2 separate regions of the Homo sapiens genome follow, and region 1 is linked to region 2. A link is an interaction called in ENCODE POLR2A ChIA-PET data of the cell type or tissue named here. Cell type or tissue: HepG2. All regions are shown on one strand. Links, peaks and the distances in the headings refer to the core of each region. The heading gives the core; the rest is flanking DNA. Region 1 has its middle 17 kb from the start of GRTP1. Region 2 overlaps ADPRHL1 (ADP-ribosylhydrolase like 1).

Region 1 (2,912 bases), core at 157-2,656, 57 kb after region 2:
TGGGCTAAGGACATGAATAGACAAGTCTCAAAAGAAGATATACAAATGGCCAACAAATATATGGAAAAATGCTCAACATCACTAATGATCAGGGGAATGCAAATCAAAACCACAATGCAATACCACCTTACTCCTGCAAGAATGGCCATAATCAAAACATCAAAAAGTGATAGAAGTTGGTATGGATGCGGTGAACAGGGAACACTTCTATACTGCTGGTGGGAATCTAAACTAGCACAACCATTATGGAAAACAGTGTGGAGATGCCTTAAAGAACTAAAAGTAGAACAACTGTTTGGTCCAGCAATCCGACTACTGGGTATCTACCCAGAGGAAAAGAAGTCATTATACAAAAAAGATACTTGCACATGCCTGTTTAGAGCAGCACAATTTGCAATTGCAAAATGTGGAACCAGCCCAAATGTGCCCATCAACTAACGAGTGGATAAAGAAACTGTGATATATATATATATGATGGAATACTACTCAGCTATAAAAAGAAATGAATTGGCCGGGCACGGTGGCTCAAGCCTGTAATCCCAGCACTTTGGGAGGCCAAGGCGGGCAGATCACGAGGTCAGGAGATCCAGACCATCCCGGCCAACATGGGAAAACCCCGTCACTACTAAACATACAAAAATTAGCTGGGAGTGGTGGTGCGTGCCCGTAATCCCAGCTACTTGGGAGGCTGAGGCAGGAGAATCGCTTGAACCCGGGAGGCAGAGGTTGCAGCAAGCCAAGATTGAGCCATTGCACTCCAGCCTGGTGACAGAGCGAGACTCCATCTCAAAAAAAGAAAGAAAGAAAGAAAGAAATGAATTAATGGCATTCACAGCAACCTGGATGAGATTGGAGACTCTTATTCTAAGTGAAGTAACTCAGGAATGGAAAACCAAACATGATACGTTCTCACTCATAAGTGGGAGCTAAAACATGAGGATGCAGAGGCATAAATAAGAATGACACGAAGGGGAGGGCGCGGTGGCTCACGCCTGCAATCCCAGCACTTTGGGAGGCTGAAGTGGGCGGATCACAAGGTCAGGAGTTTAAGACCAGCCTGGCCAATATGGTGAAACCCCATCTGTACTAAAAATACAAAAATTAGCCGGGCATGGTCGTGGGTGCTTGTAGTCCCAGCTACTTGGGAAGCTGAGGCAGGAGAATCGCTTCAACCTGGGAGGTGGAGGTTGCAGTGAGCTGAGATTGAGCCACTGCACTCTTGTCTGGGTGACAGAGTGAGACTCTGTCTCAAAAAAAAAAAAAGAAAGTAAAGAAATAAAGAATGGCTGCTCCATAGGCAGAGCAGCTGAGGGCTGCTGGTTGGTTGCCCATTTTTATGGTGATGTCTTGATGATATGCTAAACAAGGGGTGGATTATTCATGCTCCCTTTTTAGACCATATAGGGCAACTTCCTGACGTTGCCATGGCATCTGTAAACTGTCACGGAGCTGGTGGGAGTGTAGCAGTGCCGACCATCAGAGGTCAGGTTTGTGGTCACCAGAGGTCAGGTTTGTGGTCACCAGAGGTCACTCTTGTCGCCAGTTTGGTTTTGGTGGGTTTGGCCAGCTTCTTTTTTTTTTTTTTTTTTTTTTTTTCTGAGACAGAGTTTCGCTCTGTCACCCAGGCTGGAGTGCAGTGGCACAGTGGCGCGATCTCGGCTCACTGCAAGCTCCGCCTCCCGGGTTCAAGCAATTCTCCTGCGTCTGCCTCCCGAGTAGCTGGGACTACAGGCGCCCGCCACCACGCCTGGCTAATTTTTTTGTATTTTTAGTAGAGACAGGGTTTCACTGTGTTAGCCAGGATGGTCTCGATCTCCTGACCTCGTGATCCGCCCGCCTCAGCCTCCCAAAGTGCTGGGATTACAGGTGTGAGCCACCACGCCCGGCCAGGGTTTAGCCGGCTTCTTTACTGCAACCTGTCTTTATGACCTGTATCTTGTGCTGACCTCCTATGTCATCCTGTGACTTGGAATGTCTAACCTCCTGGGAATGCAGTCCAGAAGGTCTCAGCCTTTTACCCAACTCCCATTCAGGATGGTGTTGCTCTGGTTCAAACGCCTCTAACCCAGTCCTATTTTAATGTTTCTCTGGGCCTGATCATTGGAAAGGATTTGCCTTCCTCAGATGCAAGTTCTTTTCTTTCCTTAGCACGGTCCTCAGAGGAGTGAAATCCACTGAGACATAAATGAGAAGGTGGGTGCTAGGTGCTGGGGAAGGGAGTGGGGAGTGTGTGATCAGTGGGTCCAGAGTTCACTTCGGGAGGATGGAAAGTTCTGGAGAGGACAGTGGTGTTGGCTGCACTTCATGCCGCTGAACTGCAAGCTTCAAATGGTTAAGATGGTCAATTTTATGTTATATAGATATTGCCAAACGTTAAAAAGGGGAAGGGGACAGCATGCGGGCCTATCTCTGACGGACAGGGAGGAGACGCCTGCTGAGTGAAGGGGAACCACCGCAGGAGGCAGGGAGGGGTCAGCCAGCATCCACTCCCTCCACAGCTGAAGGCTGCAGCTCCAGGCGGTGAGGGGCGGCTCCTACCTGCCGGGAGCTGGTTGTTGATAAATGTCAACGGCCTCTAAAAATAAACACCCTCCTCCTGGACTTACGCCTCTCTGGGCCGCTTGTTTAATTATTCTTTCCTAAGTGGCTCCCGCAAACAAATCTGTGGCTATGAGCATAGTTTTTCATACTTATATTATTTTATTAAATTTTATTTTTAATGTACAAATAATAATTGCATATTTTTAATTGATTTGGCTCCTTGGGGTCATTTTGAACAATTTGCTTTGGCCCTACCTGAAGGACCTGGGAATGTGCGTGTAACTAGCTTTACACACTTTTGCACCACAAACTTCAGTTTTTGCTGATCCCCTGCCACCGAGGGATTGGAGAAAATCTCAGGATGCTTGTAG
Region 2 (2,912 bases), core at 236-2,735:
GGTGAGCCCTCTCCTCTACTAAAAATACAAAAATTAGCTGGGCGTGGTGGTGCACACCTGTAGTCCCAGCTATTCAGGAGGCTGAGGCACAAGAATCACTTGAACCCGGGAGGCGGAGGTTGCAGTGAGCTGAGATTGTGCCATTGCACTCCAGCCTGGGCAACAGAGTCAGAGTGAGACTCCGTCTCAAAAAAAGAAAAAAAAAAGGAAAGAGAATTTCAGTCCCTGATGGCTTCACAGGGTATTTACCAAATGTTTGAGGAATAAATAATATAAATTGTACATAACTCTTCCAAAAGATTGAAGAAGAGGAATACTTCCCAAATTCATTTTTCTGCTCTCCAGGAAACTCTATTTAATGAATGAAAAGGCAAGTCAAAGCTGGGAGAAAATATTTGCAAAGCAGATATCTGATAAGGACTTGAGTCCAAAATGCATAAAGAACTCTTCCAACTTAAGAAGAAGAAAGCAAGCAACCCCATACAAAAATGGACAAGAGGGCCAGGTGTGGTGGCTCACACCTATAATCCCAGCACGTTGGAAGACTGAGCCAGGAGGATCACTTGGACCCAGGAGTTCCAGCCCAGCCTGAGCAACATACTGAGATGCCATCTCTATTATAAAAAAGAAATTTTTTTTTTGAGATGGAGTCTCGCTCTGTCACCCAGTGGCACAATCTCGGCTCACTGCAACCTCTACCTCCTGGGTTCAAGCAATTCGCCTGCCTCAGCCTCCAGAGTAGCTGGGACTACAGGTGCGTGCCACCATGCCACTTAATTTTTGTATTTTTAGTAGAGACAGGGGTTTCACTATGTTGGCCAGGCTGGTCTCGAACTCCTGACCTCAGGTGATCTGCCTGCCTTGGCCTCCCAAAGTGCTGGGATTACAGGCATAAGCCACCATGCCCAACTATAAAATTTTTTTAAAAGAATAAAACATGGGCAAAACTTCTCCAAAGAAGATATATGGGTGGACAATAAGCACAAAATCATGCTCACCATCTTCCGTCATTAGAAAAATGCAAATAAAACCACAATGAGATACCATTACATAACTAACAGAATGGCTAAAATTTTTAAAAATGTAGCAAGTGCTGTCAGGGCTGTGGAAGATCTACTGGAGGGACATCAAATGGTTCTACCACTCTGACTCTGGAAACCCATTTGGCAGTTTCTTTAAAAGTTAAACATTCTGCCAGGCGTGGTGGCTCATGTCTGTAATCCCAGCACTTTGGGAGGCCAAGGCAGGCTGATCACCTGAGGTCAGGAGTTCAAGACCAGCCTGGCCAACAAGGTGAAACCTCATCTCTGCTAAAAATACAAAAACTAGCCAGGCATGGTGGTGTGTGCCTGTAATCCCAGCTACTCAGGAGGCTGAGGCAGGAGAACTGCTTGAACCTGGCAGGCGGAGGTGCACTGAGCTAAGATTAGGCTGCTGCACTCCAGCCTGGGCCACAGAGCAAGACTCCATCTCAAACAAACAAAAAAGTTAAACATTCATCACCACGTGATCTGGAGGCTCTGCCCCAGCATTCGCCCAAGAGAAGAGAGCCTCTGTCCACACCAGGATCTGGTGCCTCATGCTCAGAGCCCCAGACTGGACACAGCCCAAACTGCAGGTCTGCAGATAGAGCAGCCATGGCAGATCAATGCAAGAGGGAGCTATTCAGCCATAAAAAGGAATCACTATTGATCCCCAACAACGTGGGCGCTTCTCAGAGCAGTTATAAGGAGTGACAAAAGCCAGGCGGAAAGCACGGCACGTTCTCCGTGATTCTGTTTACACAGGGCCTGGAACACGCCGAGTAACACGCACGGTCGCAGCAGTGGGGCTTGGGAGAGGCAGGAGGACGGATTGCAGAGGGCACCGGCGGCTTCAGGGTCAACAGAGGCATTCACTCTGCACCTGGGTGCTGGGTCCCGGGGTACACCTGTGTTCACCCTGCGCCTGGGTGCTGGGTCCTGGGGTACACCTATGTTCACTCTACACCTGGGTGCTGGGTCATGGGGTACACCTGTGTTCACCCTGCGCCTGGGTGCTGGGTCCCGGGGTACACCTATGTTCACTCTATGTGTGGGTGCCGGGTCCCGGGGTACACCTGTGTTCACTCTACGTGTGGGTGCTGGGTCCCGGGGTACACCTATGTTCACTCTACGTGTGGGTGCTGGGTCCCGGGGTACACCTGTGTTCACTCTACGTGTGGGTGCTGGGTCCCGGGGTACACCTATGTTCACTCTACGTGTGGGTGCTGGGTCCCGGGGTACACCTATGTTCACCCTGCGCCTGGGTGCCGAGTCCCAGGGTACACCTATGCTCACTCTACACCTGGGTGCTGGGTCCCGGGGTATACCTATGTTCACTCTACACCTGGGTGCTGGGTCCCGGGGTACACCTATGTTCACTCTACGTGTGGGTGCTGGGTCACAGGGTACACCTATGTTCACTCTACACCTGGGTGCCGGGTCCCGGGGTACACCTATGTTCACCCTGCGCCTGGGTGCCGGGTCCCGGGGTACACCTGTGTTCACTCTACACCTGGGTGCCGGGTCCCGGGGTACACCTATGTTCACCCTGCACCTGGGTGCCGGGTCCCGGGGTACACCTATGTTCACCCTACACCTGGGTGCTGGGTCCCGGGGTACACCTGTGTTCACTCTACACCTGGGTGCCGGGTCCCGGGGTACACCTATGTTCACCCTGCACCTGGGTGCCGGGTCCCGGGGTACACCTATGTTCACTCTACACCTGGGTGCCGGGTCCCGGGGTACACCTATGTTCACCCTGCGCCTGGGTGCCGGGTCCCGGGGTACACCTGTGTTCACTCTACACCTGGGTGCCGGGTCCCGGGGTACACCTATGTTCACCCTGCACCTGGGTGCCGGGTCCCGGGGTACACCTATGTTCACCCTACA

The links. Peaks named below come from ENCODE experiments on the same cell type or tissue, not always from the same donor. Only the 100,000 strongest peaks of a DNase experiment are listed, where the experiment ranks them.
Region 1: POLR2A ChIA-PET joins it to region 2 with 6 read pairs; 1 of 35 experiments calls an interaction of 5 or more read pairs at or near these places.

What each region holds. Positions count from the first base shown.
Region 1 is chr13:113,379,819-113,382,730 of GRCh38, reverse strand. No RefSeq gene overlaps it. Among named protein-coding and RNA genes, the nearest start is that of GRTP1, 17 kb to the right of the region's middle. In HepG2, for the core only: a CTCF peak has its summit at 2,523; DNase peaks (open chromatin) are centred at 1,480 and 2,540; H3K27me3 peaks cover 477 bases.
Region 2 is chr13:113,436,411-113,439,322 of GRCh38, reverse strand. All of the region lies in intron 2 of ADPRHL1 (ADP-ribosylhydrolase like 1), which reads left to right. Among named protein-coding and RNA genes, the nearest start is that of ADPRHL1, 16 kb to the left of the region's middle. In HepG2, for the core only: no CTCF peak of the experiment used is centred there; a DNase peak (open chromatin) is centred at 1,542; H3K4me3 peaks cover 364 bases.